Linked DNA regions of Homo sapiens: region 1 is linked to region 2. A link is a loop called in an ENCODE intact Hi-C map of the cell type or tissue named here. Cell type or tissue: prostate gland. All regions are shown on one strand.

Region 1 (8,000 bases), 94 kb after region 2:
GGATTACAGGTGTGAGCCACACCACCCAGCCTGTTTTTTGTTTTTTTTTTTTTTTTTTTTTTTTTTTTTTGAGAGGGGGTCTCTATGTTGTCCAAGCTGGAGTGCAGTGGCTATTCACAGGTGCAGTCATACAGCCACTACAGACAGCCTCGACCTCCTGGGCTGGAGTGATCCTCCTGCCTCAGCCTCCTGAGTAGCTGGGACTACAGGCACACACCCGGCTACCACACCTTGTTTTTTAAAAATAGTTTTTGGCCTGGCATGGTGGCTCACGCCTTGTAATCCCAGCCTTTGGGAGGCCGAAGTGGTGGATCACTTGAGGTCAGGAGCTCGAGACCAGCCTGGCCAACATCGTGAAACCCTGTCTCTACTAAAAATACAAAACTTAACTGAGCGTGACGGCATGTGCCTGTAATCCCAGCTACTCTGGAGGCAGAGGCAGGAGAATTGCTTGAATTCTGGGAGGTGGAGTCTCCCAGAGATCCGAGATTGGGCTACTGCACTTGAGCCTGGTTGACAGAGTGAGACTCTGTCTCAAAAAAAAAAAAAAAAAAAAAAAAGTTTTCATTACAAATTGTTGAAGCAGAAGGATATTTAAGAATGTATACGGAATGGAGACACCTTTCTCTTTTTCACTTAACAATTCATCATAGAGATTGTTTCTTCATAGAGTTCATTTTTTTAAATTGTTCCAAAGTGTTTAGTGATGGGTATTTAGGTTGTTTCTGATCTTCTGATACAGACAATGTTGACTTTTTACCTTTCCAAGCTACTTTGTTTTAGTTGGGTCTCTTAACCTCAGAATGTAATTTGATTTTGTTTTTGTTTTTAACTGAGAGACTTTTAGTAGTTGAATTTCCCATTTGTATTTGCTGATAATTTTAGTAATAGCAACTCACTTCCATTGAACACATCTGTGTATCCAGTACTGCTCTAAGCACATTATTTAGACTGCCTTTAATCTTTCCAACTCTCTGAGTGGGGTACTAATTACCTGCACTTTACCCATGAGGAGACTCAGGGAGAGAGGAAATAGCTTACCAAGCCTAGTAAAGTGGAAGGCTGGGATTTGATCCCAGTCAGTTTGACTTCACATCTCTTAATCGGACTGGTATGGCATGCTACTGTGTGACAGATATGTTTGGTCTTAATTTAACTATTTTTTTAAAATGTTATGCTTCATGTTTTTAATGTACTTTATTTATGTATTAGTATTTTTTAACTGAAGACTTATTTTTCTCTTTGCTTTGTATTGGGTGTGTGTTCTTGGTAATGATTAAAAGGACTCATGTTTGCATATTTTAGTATAATTTGATATGTTTACCCTGTATTTGTTTAGGGGTAACTAGCTCCTTCCTGCTGTAATCAGTGACCAGGTTGGTATTGCCACATGTTCTTGCCTCCCCTTCCTTCTCTCCACCACCTGCTTTTGATTAATGATGTTACTAAACTTATTCCAGTGTTAACATTTATAACTTTATGTTTACTAATGCCTCTGATACTTTATCAGTTTTAAATAATATCTTTTGATTTCACTGTAAGAGGCAAGTGTCTTTACACTCTCTCCTTCTTTCCTTGTGCACTGCTCAACTTGATATCATTTTTTTCCATTAAAATTTATAACATTTACATTCTGTTCTTAATTCCCAGAAAATAAAAGTCTTTTTTTTTTTTTTTTTTTTTGAGACGGAGTCTCACTCCATCGCCCAGGCTGGAATGCAGTGGTGTGATCTCAGCTCACTGCAACCTCCGCCTCCCACGTTCAAGCAATTCTCCTGCCTCAACCACCCAAGTAGCTGGGACTACAGGTGCACACCACCATGCCTGGCTAATTTTTGTATTTTTAGTAGAGATGGGGTTTCCCCATGTTGGCCAGGCTGGTCTCAAACTCCTGACCTCAGGTGATCCGCCCGCCTCGGCCTCCCAAAGTGCTGGGATTACAGGCATGAGCCACCGTGCCCGGCCAAAGAAAAGTCTTTATTCCTACGTCTTAAATGGCTTCATTGCTCACTGTAAGTCTTTTGCTGGACTTTCTGCATTCTTCTTGAGTGGATAAAGTTTATCCTCTAATAGTTCATGAACCCATACATTTTGGCTCATGGGAATGAAATTTTCCAAGTTCTTGTATGTTTAAGGATATATATTTTTTCTCCTTAGTATTTTATTTTATTGTTTTTTTTTTAAATTGACACATAATGTGCATATTTATGGGGTACAGAGTGAAGTTTTGATACATATAATGTGTGGTTATCAGATCAGGGTAATTAGCATATCCATCATCTCAAATATTAGATATTTTGATTTTGTAACATACTTGATTGACACTGTGGCCAGATATAGAATTCTTGGGTCGTACCTTCTTCCCTTGAAGACTCTTAAGTGTGGCCCTATGTGTCCTAGTGTTAAATGTAGCCGTGTTGAAGGCTGAGGCTGATTGTACTTTCCCTGTCGTAGGGGTGTATTAGTCTACTCGGCTGCTGTAATTTTGTTTATACCACAGGTTGGGTGGCTTAAACAGCAGACAGTTCGTTGTTTTCTCACAGTTCTGGAGGTTAGAAGTCCAAGGTCGAGGTGCCGTCGGGGTTGGCTCCTGGCGCAGCCCTCTTCCTGGCTTGTATGTGGTCACCTTTCCTGCTGGGTCCTCACATGCCTTTCCCCTGTGTGAGCGTAGAGTGGGGAGAGAATAGGAGAGAGAGACTGATTTCTGGTGTCTCTTCCTTTTCTTAGAAGACCTTCCTCCAGTCCTGTCAAATTAGGGCCCCACCCCTATGACCTCAGGTAACCGTGATGACCTCTTGAAAGGCCCTATTTCCAATTATAGTACACTGGGAGTTAGGGCTTTAATGTATGAACTGGAGGTAGGGGGAGCACAGTTCATTCATAATAAAGGGTAATGTATACGTTTTGCCCAAAGGTCCAGAGACTTTTTATTTTTTCAGTTTTAAATACGAGATATAGACCCATATTTGTTGACAAGGAAAAATGTTCATAGTATATTGTTGAATGAGAAAAATCAAGTTTATTTATTCTTTTTCTGTTTCTGTTGTCTGTCATTTCCTCCTGTTTGATGATGGTTATTGTTTTAAAATAGATACTTGGATTCTTGGAAATGTCTTTGGAAATTCTTGGGAATTTTTATCTGCTTTGTTTCAATATTTTTCCAGATATTTTTTTTTTTCGGTCTTTTGGAGACAGGATCTTGCTCTGTCACCCAGGTTGGAGTGCAGTGGCACAATCTTGGTTCATGTAGTCTTCACCTCCGAGGCTCAAGTGGTCCTACCTCAGCCCCCGAGTAGCTGGGATCACAGGCATGTGCCACCACACTTGGCTGACTTTTAAATTTTTTCATAGAGGTGGGGTCTCCCAATATTGCCCAGGCTGGTCTCAAACTCCTGGACTCAAGTGATCCTCCCTCCTCAGCCTCCTAAAGTGCTAGGATGATGGGCGTGAGCTACCACGCCTGCCCCTGGATATGTGTTTTTGTCTGCCATTTGTTTTTCCTCTTTTCTCTGTCCCTTTTCTTTCTCTTTGAGTGTTTTTATATCACTGTTGGCTGGCTTCTTTGTGCCCCTTACTCGTCTCTGAATGAGCAGAGTTCTTCTGGACTAATGGCGTGTGGGTAGGCTGGGGAGGTCCTGGGCAGCGTCTGGGGGAAGCTGTGATCTGCCCTGGACTCTTCCCTTGCCGCTGGACTGTAAGGGTGCTTGGCCTAACCCTGCCTGCTCTGCCACCCTGTGGCTCCTCACACCGGCCTGTCCTGAGCAAGGGCTTGCTGCTGCTCCTCTGGCTCTCCTTTGCTGAGACCTGAAGTCACCGGTTCGCCTTTGATGTCCTCACTCGTCTTGGTTGTGTTTTCATAGCCCTTGGCAACTTGCTTCTGGGATATTCAGTTTCAGGGTGTTTAGGTGTTATGTTATTGAAGATAAGAGTTTCTTTTTCTGTAACTTGTTCTAATTTGGGTGGGTAATAAGAACAGAGGCCTTCAGAGAAGTATTTACTCTGACGTCTTAAAGCTTTTAAGGCCCACGGCCAGATTTCTTTAATACACTTTGGGCATCCTCTGTCTGTAAAATTAGGGAATTGTATAATGTCCTCGCTAACATACTTTCAGGTTAACCTGTTTATGGTTCTGATGTATTTACATGAAATTTGGGTAAACACTAAATATAGTGAATGTTTTCTTACAGACAGAACCTCCACTCAATACACCAGAAAACAGAGAGTATCTTGCAGAAATTATGTTCGAATCATTTAACGTTCCAGGACTCTACATTGCAGTTCAGGTAAAACCAGTTATGTTTGTGATTCCTAAAGCACCTGAGCTGTCTAGTAGCGGAAGAAATGGTATTTCCCAAGGTTCTCCGCTGGAAGACTGCGCTGTGTGCCCTTCCTTTTTCCACTCCCTCCCCCGTCCCCATGCCATTCAGGACTATAGGGAAGGTGTCCCATGACTTTTCTTTTTATATTGATGCCATTTTTTGGTATAGACGTCGTCTGGCTCTTTTTACATGCATTAAAGTCTCATGCATTTTTATCTGGGTGACAAGATATAGGTGTAGATGTGCTTCTTCTTTTGGCATCTTTGACTTTGATCAGAAAAACAAAATAATTACCTTTAGAGGTTTCCCCTTTCCGATTTTGGGCTCTTATGAGTCCCAGTGTACTTGATTCTGAGGGACCCTGTGTTTTCATGAGCTCGCAGAACTTGTTCTGAAGCTGCGGTTCTTGGTGTGATATTTTTTGGTTGCATTTGGTCATTATTTGCCTGCCACCTTATGTAAGGGAATTGACTGAAATTTTGGGGAATAAATGAGATGGGTGTTGCCCAAATGTTTTCTGCATAATACTAGTCACTTCTAAGGAGGAGGAGGAGGAGGAAAAGTTCCATAGAAAGATGAATTTGGGCGATGCTGCATCCTGCAGCTTTCTCGGGCTGATTCACAGTGCCTATCAGCACAGTCCAGGCTCTGAGCATTCCTGTGTCGAAATCTATGTATTCTAGCACTTCCAAATTCATTTAACTACAGATCTTCCCCCTGGCTAAGTTACTTATATTCCATGGCCTAGGGAAACACTTCAGGAGACATAAGACTGGTGGTTCTCAAAGTGGTCTGTGCAGCAAGTTTACCTGGAGAATGTTTTTAGAAGCACAGATTTTGGGCTTCGTCTTCGACCAGGGTTTTCCACCCTCAGTGCTTTGGGCTGGGTAGTCCTTTGTTGTGGGCGCCGCCGTGTGCATTGCGGGGAGCGTAGCGGCATCCCTGGCCTCTGCCCACTAGAAGACAGCAGCCCCACCTCAAGCCTCCCCGCCCCGACGAAGAAAATGGTACCAGATATTGTCAGATGTTCCCTTTGGGGCAACATTTTCTTTGGTTGAAAAATTACCCTGTACCTTCCAGATTAGAATTTCTGGGTGTGAGGCCTAGTAATCTGTATTTTAAACAACGCCACAAGTGACCTCATTGCCAATCTGTGGCCCCACGCCGGAAACCAATGAAGTAGAAATTAAAATCTTATGATTCTATAATGAAATATCTTTTTCACTGGCTTTTCTTTGTAAAACCTTAGTTTTTTTTCTTTCTTTCTTTTTTTTATTTTTGAGACAAGGTCTCACTGTGTTGTCCAGGCTGGAGTGCAGTGGTGCGATTATGGCTCACTCTAGCTGCGACCTTCTGGGATGAAGGGATCCTCCCACCTCAGTCTCCCGAGTAGCTGGGAGTACAGGTGCGTGTCACCACGCCTGGCTAATTTTTGTATTATTTGTAGAGATGGGGTTTCACCATGTTGCCCAGGCTGGTCTCGAACTCTTGGGTTCAAGTGATCTGCCTACCTTGGCCTCCCAAAGTGTTGGGATTACAGGCATGAGTCACCACAGTCAGCCACGTTTCTTTATTGAAAACTTGACTCCTATAGTTGTAAGTACTCAACATTTTCGTGTTAGTTGTCCAAGTTTGAATTGGAATTTGAGGGACAGGGGTTAGAGGATGGATAGGAAAAGGAAAGAGTTACTCAGACATATTAAGTAAGAGAGTTTGTTGATTGGACCTGGAAGGAGCAGGCAGGTGGCTTTAGAAAGAGTTCCTATGTGCGAGCGGTTTTCATGTCTTTTCTCCAGGCAGTGCTGGCCTTGGCGGCATCTTGGACATCTCGACAAGTGGGTGAACGTACATTAACGGGGATAGTCATTGACAGCGGAGATGGAGTCACCCATGTTATCCCAGTGGTAAGCAGAATAGTTAATATATAAGTCTCTGTAGGCTTAACACCTGATTCGAGGTAAGGATGGAAATTAAAAAAAAAAAAAACCTCTTCTGTAATGAAAATACAATTTAGATGATAGTTGTACTTAGAAAGATAATAAAAGTTTTTTATTTTTTGCCACCTTATATAAAGGAATTCCCCAAGTATGTGGGAAAGAATGAAAAGGATGGCCAATTATTGTGGCTTTGGCAATTTTCAATTCATGGTGGCATATTTTTACAGTCAGAATGTCAGAGAATGTCCAGGATGTCTCTGGATCTTCAGAGCCTCTGCTTGATCCCCGTGGGTGTAACATCAACAAGAACATTTTCCGGGGTTATTCCGACATGTTGGGAGATAGACACCGTTTTGGATGTTGAATTTGTAGGTGCAGTGCGTGGCCATTTGAAGGAGCACATCTGTGTTCTCTGAAAAGATGTGAATGGCAACCAGCTCAAGCTTGGAAAAATTGCTTTTTGTTTTAAAAATTTATTTAAGGGCTGGGCGCGGTGGCTCACGCCTGTAATCCCAGCACTTTGGGAGGCCAAGGCGGGCGGATCACCTGAGGTCGGGAATTCGAGACCTGCCTGACCAACATGGAGAAACCCTGTCTCTACTAAAAATACAAAATTAGCCAGGTGTGGTGGCGCATGCCTGTCCCAGCTACCTGGGAGGCTGAGGCAGGAGAATCGCTTGAACCCGGGAGATGGAGGTTGCAGTGAGCCGAGATCGCGCCATTGCACCCCAGCTGGGCAACAAGAGCGAAACTCCGTCTCAAAAAAAAAAAAAAAAAATTTAAAAGCCAAGAAGGGGAGATTGTACATTTTGGCTTGCAGAAGGCTCTGCAATACCACTTTTTGGTTTCAGAGAAGTGATTCCTAATTTGGGTTTCAAGAGATCTCTGAATTTTTCTTTTGGTCCAATGGACTATTTAAAGGAATTATCTTAAATTCATTTTTTTTGGAAAATGTATCAGAAGTGTCTGAAGAGGGTATTCAGAGGGAAGTCAGACTCATCCTGGTCTTTCTCCTTTGAGGTCTCCTCCTCAGGAACCACCATTGCTAGTTACTTCTGTTATGTTACAGATAATGTTTCTGCATATGTATATGGGGGGGTGTGTTTGTGTATATATTTACATACACACAGCTCTTTTAAAATGCAAATTAGGATTTTCAAAAATCATTTAATTTAATTGAAAAAATGGTCACCATTTCATTTTGAGAAGGTGATGGGGTGATGTACTAATACCAATGCCTTTAATTCCTTGAAGGTTAGGTATCACTGCAGAGGAAAGGCTTAATGGTCGATGGGCCTACAGTCAGGGAGAAAAAAGCCAGCCTCCCGCCCCCATACCTTGTACTCCTGGCTATGTGTCCTTCCTGTGGGGAGGAGAGGTGGCTGCCCTGCCCTGTGAAGTGTGCTCTAGACTTGAGCCCCCTTCAAGCCAGTCTCAGCACTCCTTTCGGTGGATCTTGAGAAGAGTTAGTGCCCTGGGTGCAGAGCACTCACCGAGAACTCAGGCTGCCATTTCCTCAGAGAACTGCGCTGCTGAGATCCAAGATGAGGCCCCCGTAGGCCCCTGGCCTGCACCCCCTTTGGTTCTTTGCCTATTTCTTATGTCTGATTTAGGAAAAGGAAAGAAAATACATTTCACAGTGTGTCCAGGCCCACTAAGAAAGTTGTTTGAAAAGATTTTTAATCGTATCTTAGTTCAGTTTTTCCTCCAGCTATAAAAATTACATTAGTCATTGAAAATTTGG
Region 2 (8,000 bases):
AAGTGCTGCCACCACTCTGGAAGGCAGTTCAGCAGTTTCTTACAAAGCTAAATACAGGCTTACCATCCAATCCAGCAGTCGCTCTCCTAGGTATTTACCCAAAAGAGCTGAAAACCTCTGTCCACACAGAAAACTACACATGAATTTTTATAGCTTTATTCCTAACTGCCAGAACTGGGCAGGAACCACAGTGTCCTTCAGTGGGTGAATGGATAACTCCGCATGATGGAATATTAGTCAACAATAAAAAGAAGTAAGCTATTAAGTCAAAAAAGCCATGGAGGTACCCTACATGCAAACTTCTAGGTGAAAGACGTCAACATAAAAGGCTACACACTGTATGACTTCAACTATATGACATTCTGGAAAGGGCAAAACTACAGAGAGAATTTAAAAACCAGTGGTAGCCAGGGGTTGGGGGGTAGGGAGAGATGAACAGACGGAGCACAGGGAACTTGGGGGGCAGTGAAATATTCTGTATGATACTATAATAGTGATACGGGACATTATGCCTTTGTCAAAACCCAGGTAAGGTACAAGACCAAAAGAGAACCCTAATGTCAACTACAGACTTTAGGTAATAAAAATGTATCTATATTGGTTCATCAGTTATAACAAATGTACCATATGAATGCAAAATGTTAATAATAGGAGAAACTGGAGCTAAGGTATAGGGGAACTCTACTTTCTTCACAATTTTTCTGTAAAGCTAAAATTGCTCTAAAAGATAAAGTCTAGGTCAAGCACAGTGGCTCTTGCCTGTAATCCCAGCACTTTGGGAGGCTAAGGCAGGAGGATTGCTTAAGTGCAGGAGTTGAAGACCAGCCTAGGCAACATAGCAACACCTGTCTGTATAAAAAATTTATTAAATTAGCTGGGTGTGGTGGTGCACACCTGTAGTCCCAGCTACTCTGGAGGCTGAGGTGGGAGGACTGCTTGAGCCCAGGAGGCTGAGGCTGCAGTGAGCCCTGATCATGCCACTGCAGAGAGAGAGAGAGAGAGAGAGAGAGAGAGAGAGAGAGAGATCCATTTGGGAAAAAAAGAAAATAAAACCGAACTCTTGACTGACACAGTTGTTATTGTTATTGGCATGGCTCTTCCATGGTGGGCCTGGTGACTTAAGGCTGCAAGTCAGATTCCCTTCCACAAAACAATAAAAGTAAAAGTAAAAATGCTAAATATAATCATTACAATAATGTACAGTACACATAATAGACAAATAGGCCAATGGAACAGTATTGTTTGATACATGATACAAGAGATATTCCAAGTCCATGGAAAAAGGCTATTCATCGACTTAGAACCAACTCTCTCTTTGGGGAAAATATTTAAGTTAGATTCATAGTGAAGATTGTTTATAAAAATCAGTTCCAGATGGACTTAAGTGCCAGCTTAAAAAAAGGAAATGGAAGTATTAGAAGAATTAGGAGAATTTGCTTAGAATCCAGAGGTAATTAAAAGCCTTCTTAAACAGGATACAAAAGATAAAAACTAAATTTAAAACATCTGTATGACAAAAGATACTATAAACATAAGTCCAATAGAAATGGGAATTTCCGCCAGGTGCAGTGGTTCACGTCAGTAATCCCAACAATTTGGGAGGCCGAGGCGGGAGGATCACCTGAGGTCAGGAGTTCAAGACCAGCCTGGCCAACATGGTGAAACCCCGTCTCTACTAAAAATACAAAACAATTAGCCGGGTGTGGTAGCATGTGCCTGCAATCCCAGCTACTCAGGAGGCTGAGGCAGGAAAATCACCCGAACCAGGGAGGCAGAGGTTGCAGTGAGCTGATATCACACCACTGCACTCCAGCCTGGGCAAAAAAAGCAAAAACTCTATCTCAAAAAAAAAAAAAAAAAAAAAGAAAGAAAGGAAAAAGAAATGGGAATTTAGAGCAGCATTTTCCCACAGAACCTTCTGCAATAGCAAAAACAGTTTACATCTGAGCTCTTGAAACACATGTGGTTACTGAGCACTTGAAATGTGACTAGTGCAACTAAGAAATGACATTTTTAATTGTATTTAAATTAATTAACTAATTTTTATTTATTTATTTATTTTTGAGACAGAGTCTCCCTCAGTCACCCAGGCTGGAATGCAATGGCGCGATCTTGGCTTACTGCAGCCTCTACCTCTGGAGTTCAAGTGATTCTCCTGCCTCAGCCTCCCAAGTAGCTGTGATTGCATGCGCCCACCACCACACCCAGCTAAGTTTTGTATTTTTAGTAGAGATGGGGTTTCACCATGTTGGCCAGGCGGGTCTCAAACTCCTGACCTCAGGTGATCCACCGAACTGGGCCTCCCAAAGTGCTGGGATTACAGGCGTGAGCCACCGCGCCTGGCCGTACTTAAGTTAATTTAAACCTAAACTTAAACTAGAAGAGTCCTATGTGGCTAGGCCACGTGCTGGACAGTGCAAGTCCAGGAAAAAATATGTGCAGATATAGAATAGACAAACGCTTAGTATCCAGACTATAAAACAGACTCCTATACGTGATAAAAAGAGGTTCAACCCCACTAGTCATCAACAAAATGCAAACTAAAAGTGTAGCATCTTTCAACCCCTCATACCAACAAAAATTTAAAAAATCAATAATACCTCTACTTTACAATATGCGTGGACACTACACAGGAGAACAAGTATACACATGGGTATTCTGAGAGCATAAACTGAGGCAGAATTTGTGGAGGACGATCTGACAGTGTTTATTAAAATTAGAAGTGTGGAGAGCCTTCTGGCCCTTTCCAGCCAGCAATTCCATCCCACGTGTTCACCAAAGAAATACTGACATACGAGTGTAAAGAGGAATGTCCAGGAATATTCACTGAAGTGTTCTTTGTAATCAGCAAACAATGGAAAATAACTTAATTATCCTAAAAAATAGTTCCCTTCATAATATGGAATACTATGCATCAAGTAAAAAGAATGGAAAAGAACTATGTATGCCAATATGAAAAGATTCTCAAAACATTTTAAGAGAAAACAAAAAACAAGTTGAAAAACCATATGAATCATCTGATTGAATTCATAAAAAATTAAACCATATGTCTCTATGTATACACACAGGCATGATCCAGGATGAGTCACACCAATCTGAGACCGGTGGCTGTGCTGTGTCCATCAGGTGGCTGATGGCTGGTTCCCCCTCAGCCCTCTCCAGCCAGAAAGATGACTGTGGGCCAGAGAGCCCCAGGATGCCAGGACAGTGCTGTCACATCCACCTGCCGAAGGGCCCCTGGCGGACGCAAATGACTGGGTTGGGCGAGGTGCTAAGTCCAGCACGCATCCCTGGAGGCCCTGGAGCTGAGGTGGAGTGTGCTGGGGCTCCAGCAGCCCCAGGCACACTCCCGAGGGTTCAGGTATCCATATGAAGAGCGCAGGCCACTGGCCTGCCCGTGGAGAGTCCCGAAATAATGGCACCGCTCCTCAGTCATCATGAAAAGGATCATGTTTTAGGTTTTAATGGTTCAGATAAAATTAGAAGGTGCAAAGCACAGATTATTGCTCCATGAGTACAGTTTCCCAGGTGATGAAAATGTTGTGGAAATAGATGGCAGTGATGGCTACACAACACTGAATGTACTGATGCCACTGAACCGTACACTTAAAAATGGTTACAATGGTAAGTGTTGCGTATATTTTGCCATAACACACACACACACACACACACACACACACACACACACACACACACACACACACACACACAAATAAAAATTAAAAGTTGCTTAAAAGAGGTAAGCTGTCAATTGTCTGAAAAACGGGGTCCTCCAGATGAGTGGTTCCCTCAGTCTGGCCAGAGGCCAGTCCCCACGTGCCTCCGTGTCTCCAGGAGTCTAGGCTAGTGTTTTTCAAACTCTTCTCTAAAACCACAGGGTTCCCCAGAAGCTGCCGTAGAGAGGAGAGAGGACCCCAGCAGACCACAGCTCACATCAACCAGAGCAACCTCACAGTGACTCAGGATCCCAGGTATGAGTCTATCTGGGGAAAGGGCCTTCTATAACACGCTGGGCACATGTGCTCTGAGTTCCACTGGAATTTCCAAAACACACATGCAGCTAGGGTGCTCCTGCCACCACCTGGCTCCTTGGACAGGCACGCAGCTGCATGGCTAGGCTCCCTGAGGGTCTGTGTCCACACACCACGCTGCCATGTTTTGCACTTGCGGCCACGTTTCTCTTTTACCCCGCTGCCTGATTTTTGTCTCAGTCTTGGGTCTCCTGACATGATATTCCTGGGAGGGGAGGCGGCTCTTCCCACAGAGGCAATGAGGAAGGGGCCCTGGGGTCTATGGGGCAATTCCCCTGGGAGGGGAGAGGGAGGTAAAGAAACCCGAGTCACACTGTGCCAAAGGGCAGGGTTCCCAAGGGTAGCCGGTGTGCTCTGGACTCAACCCTGCCAAGGGGCCTAGAGCCCTTCTGGCAGCTGGGCCACACGCCACATGCGACAGGGCACTCCAGGAAGGGCTGCAAGTGCTACACACAGACGCCAGGGGCTGCTCCACTCCAGGCGCAGGGACGCTGGGCAGGGGCTCCAGCCAAAAGCACATGACTGTGCGGGCAAACTTTCCACTGGCAGCATGTATTTCATCACAACCAGCTCTAAGCGGCTTAGCCAATAACGACCCTGAACTTTGAGTGACCCCCAGGAAGCGTTAATGGACTGAACTGAAGACAATGTCCTGACTGATGAGCCACAGGTTTGTTCCAATCGTCCTACCTAGAGTGCCAGTTTTCCGTGTCTAATTAGTATAACCCCACAAACTCCCTGTTCTAGCACGTAAATAACACCTCAATTTCTACAAGGCATGGGTGCACATGTGTCCCCTTGCTGGGCAAGTTAATGGACCAGGCTTTGCCATTTTTTGAGCTCCCACAGCCTCTGTCATTGTTCCATTCTTTGACATGGCTGTCTAAGTCCTGGTCCCCACCCTGAAATTCTGCATCAGTGGGATGTACTAGCTACTGGCTGAGGGCACTGGCTCGCGCCTGGCTTTAGAAAAGATAAGGGCACGTGACCTCAGCAGAGGAGACCCCGCTCCCCTGCCTCCTCTTTCTTCTCTCTTACCTGTGCCGTTGCCAGCCAGGCCACTCTCCATCCCTGGAGGCCTCCCAGCATCAGCGCCGGCTGTGTCCCTTTCCTGCCATCTGTCAGAAAGAGAAGCAGAAGAAAGAGAATGGGCCTGTGGGACAAGGACAAAACTCAGGGTCCCCAGCCCCCCTCCCATCCCATAAAGCACTCTCTTTTCCAAAGAGCTTTTCTATCCATAGCCACATTCGACATGGGCAGGGGTTCTTTCATTGTAAGCATACCTGCTGAGAAGGTAAAACAGCCATAATTCCCATTTTACAAAAGAGGAAACTGAGACCACGAAGGACCCCTGATGTGCCCAGAGTCATGGAGGTGATGAATGGCAGAGCTGGACAAAAACCCAGGTCTTCTAACTCCCACACGAGAGCCCACACCCTCAACATTCGCAGGGCGGCATGTGATGGACACCACGCCTGAGAAGCAGGAGCCTGGAGTAAGGTTAGAGACATGTCTGCGACTGGCCATGAGGAATGCACCCGGAAGGCAGAATGGCCCTACACGTTTCCTCCGTCACCCGCCCCCTCTTTCAAAGTCCCCATCCATGTTCTAGCACAAATCCCTCTGGGGAGCTTCGGGGCCAGCCATCTCCATACAAGAACACACACGGTCAATTGGGCATTGCTGAGCCCATGCCCAGTTCACTGATGTAGGATTCATCTTTTTTTTTTGAGATGGAGTCTCGCTCTGTTGCCCAGGCTGGAGTGCAGTGGCGGGATCTCAGTTCACTGCAAGCTCCGCCTCCCAGGTTCACGCCATTCTGCCTCAGCCTCCTGAGTAACTGGGACTACAGGCGCCCGCCACCACGCCTGGCTATTTTTTTGTATTTTTAGTAGAGACGGGGTTTCACCGTGTTAGCCAGGATGGTCTCCATCTCCTGACCTCATGATCCGCCCGCCTCAGTCTCCTGAAGTGCTGGGATTACAGGCGTGAGCCACTGCGCCCGGCCTTCTTTTTTTGTTTTTATGCCCAAGTCTTCTGAGCGCTTCCTGAGTGGCTCACTCTGTGCCTGGAACATGACAGGACAGGTCACACTGCTGTGTGGATGCCCCACGCCTTTGCCCTGGCTGTCCCCTCACCGCAGATCCCCGCCTGGCTTGCCCCCCACACTTCTATCAGCTCCCAGCTTAAATGTCCCCTTCTCAGAGCAGGCATCCCTTGTGCTTCTTTTTTTTTTTTTTTTTTGAGACAGAGTCTTCCTCTGTTGCCCAGGCTGAGAGTGTAGTGGCCCAATCTCAGTTCGCTACAATCACCACTTCCTGGGTTCAAGTGATTCTCCTGCCTCAGCTTCCTAAGTAGCTGGGATTACAGGTGTGCGCCACCACACCCAGCTAATTTTTGTATTTTTAGTAGAGACAGGGTTTCACCATATTGGCCAGGCTGGTCTTGAACTCCTGACCTTGTGATCTACCCACCTCGGTCTCCCAAAGTGCTGGGATTACAGGCGTGAGCCACCGTGCTGGCCCCTGGCGCTCCTATTTACAGTCACCAGCCTAACTCCACCTCCCGTTTCCTCTCTAACATTTTTGCCACCTGACATGATCTTAACTTTTCTGTTCCCCACCACAGCAAGGTCAGGAGCTCTTCATGCTTGCTGCTGGATCCGCAGGGCTCAGAGCAGAGCCGGGCACACAGAGGGCCCGTAACAAATGCAGGTGGCAGGAATGTGCTGCCCTGCCTGGCCAGGAGCTGTGCAGCCTGAAGACTCATCTCCTCCTCGCTGGGGGTGCACCTCTCCTAAGGACAGGGATGTGGTCCCGTGCACCTGTACCCCCTAGCAGAGCAAAGATGTGGCTGCCCCACAGAGATGCACAGCTCGTCCTTCCTGCTGCCTCAGGGAGGGGCTCTTCCAGATTTCAGTCAGCCCCTCCTCCCAGGCACCCTGGCTCGGCCACCCCCACAGAAACACCCACCCCAGGGCCCGAGAGCCTCGCAGAGACCCAGACTCCCTCTCCTAGGTCCCCTTCAGAGCCCAGACACTGGGGGCACACACACAGACTGGGAATCTGGACCCTGACAAGAGACGTCGGGGGAGGGGTGAATATGAATCTAGAAAATGCAGAAAGTCATTTTCCCTGGTGCAAAGAGAAGAAGAGACACCCACTTTTTTCAAGAGCATTTTGTTTAGAAACTTCTAATTAATAAGCTCTATCTCTGTCTTTTTGAGATGCATGTGAATCTTTATTTTTTATTTTTGCAGTAAATGCTCCTCAAGTAGAAATAAATCTTTTTAAAAGTTAAATAAGGCTGGGCACGGTGGTTCATGCCTGTATTCCCAGCACTTTGGAAGGCTGAGGTGGGTAGATCACCTGAGGTCAGGAGTTTGAGACAAGCCTGGCCGACGTGGGGAAACCCCGTCTCTACTAAAAATACAAAACTTAGCTGGGTGTAGTGGCACATGTCTGTAATCCCAGCTACTCGGGAAGCTGAGACAGGAAAATTGTTTGAACTCAGGAGGCAGAGGTTGCAGTGAGCCGAGATTGTGACAGAGTGAGACTCTGTCTCAAAAAAAAGCTAAATAAGCCTTCTGCCAACATTACAACCCAGGACTGTCTTTCCCAAGGTCCTGGGGGCCATTTCTTTGAAATTTAAGTATCAAGGAAGACATCACCCCTGCCTCCCAGTCTCCATGGGAGGGTAGGAGCCTAATTTCAGCAGGTGCCTGGCTCCAAATCACAAAACTATCTCCTGTCATAAAAATATAAGAACTTTATTTTTCCTGTGGGTAAAGGCAATTAGCTAACACAGATGGTCACTCCAATTATGAGGTGAATTTAGGACGACCTGCCTGCGTGTGACAAATGGTAATGTCCAGTCCTCTTGCTGGAGGGCTGGTTGCTGTTTATCCTGAGAACATGTCTGTAACGGGCTGCACCTGCCGGCTACATGCAGGCTGAGAGCTTCCGTCTT

What was found. Hi-C counts contacts between places; a loop is a spot of excess contacts. Peaks named below come from ENCODE experiments on the same cell type or tissue, not always from the same donor. Only the 100,000 strongest peaks of a DNase experiment are listed, where the experiment ranks them.
Region 1: it touches region 2 in a loop (5-fold over the local background); 6 of 110 quality-filtered maps call a loop at or near these places.

What each region holds. Positions count from the first base shown.
Region 1 is chr7:150,291,535-150,299,534 of GRCh38, reverse strand. It overlaps ACTR3C (actin related protein 3C), which reads left to right. Exons shown (of 8, transcript NM_001164458.2): 2 at 4,188-4,283; 3 at 6,116-6,223. The coding sequence starts at 4,239. Among named protein-coding and RNA genes, the nearest start is that of LRRC61, 28 kb to the left of the region's middle. In prostate gland, no CTCF peak of the experiment used is centred here; no DNase peak of the experiment used is centred here.
Region 2 is chr7:150,385,571-150,393,570 of GRCh38, reverse strand. It overlaps ZNF775 (zinc finger protein 775), which reads right to left. Exons shown (of 3, transcript NM_173680.4): 2 at 5,070-5,149. The coding sequence starts at 5,100. Among named protein-coding and RNA genes, the nearest start is that of ZNF775-AS1, 5.6 kb to the right of the region's middle. RefSeq lists enhancers at 4,413-5,011, 6,246-6,816, 6,817-7,389. In prostate gland, a CTCF peak has its summit at 4,489; a DNase peak (open chromatin) is centred at 4,510; H3K27ac peaks cover 728 bases.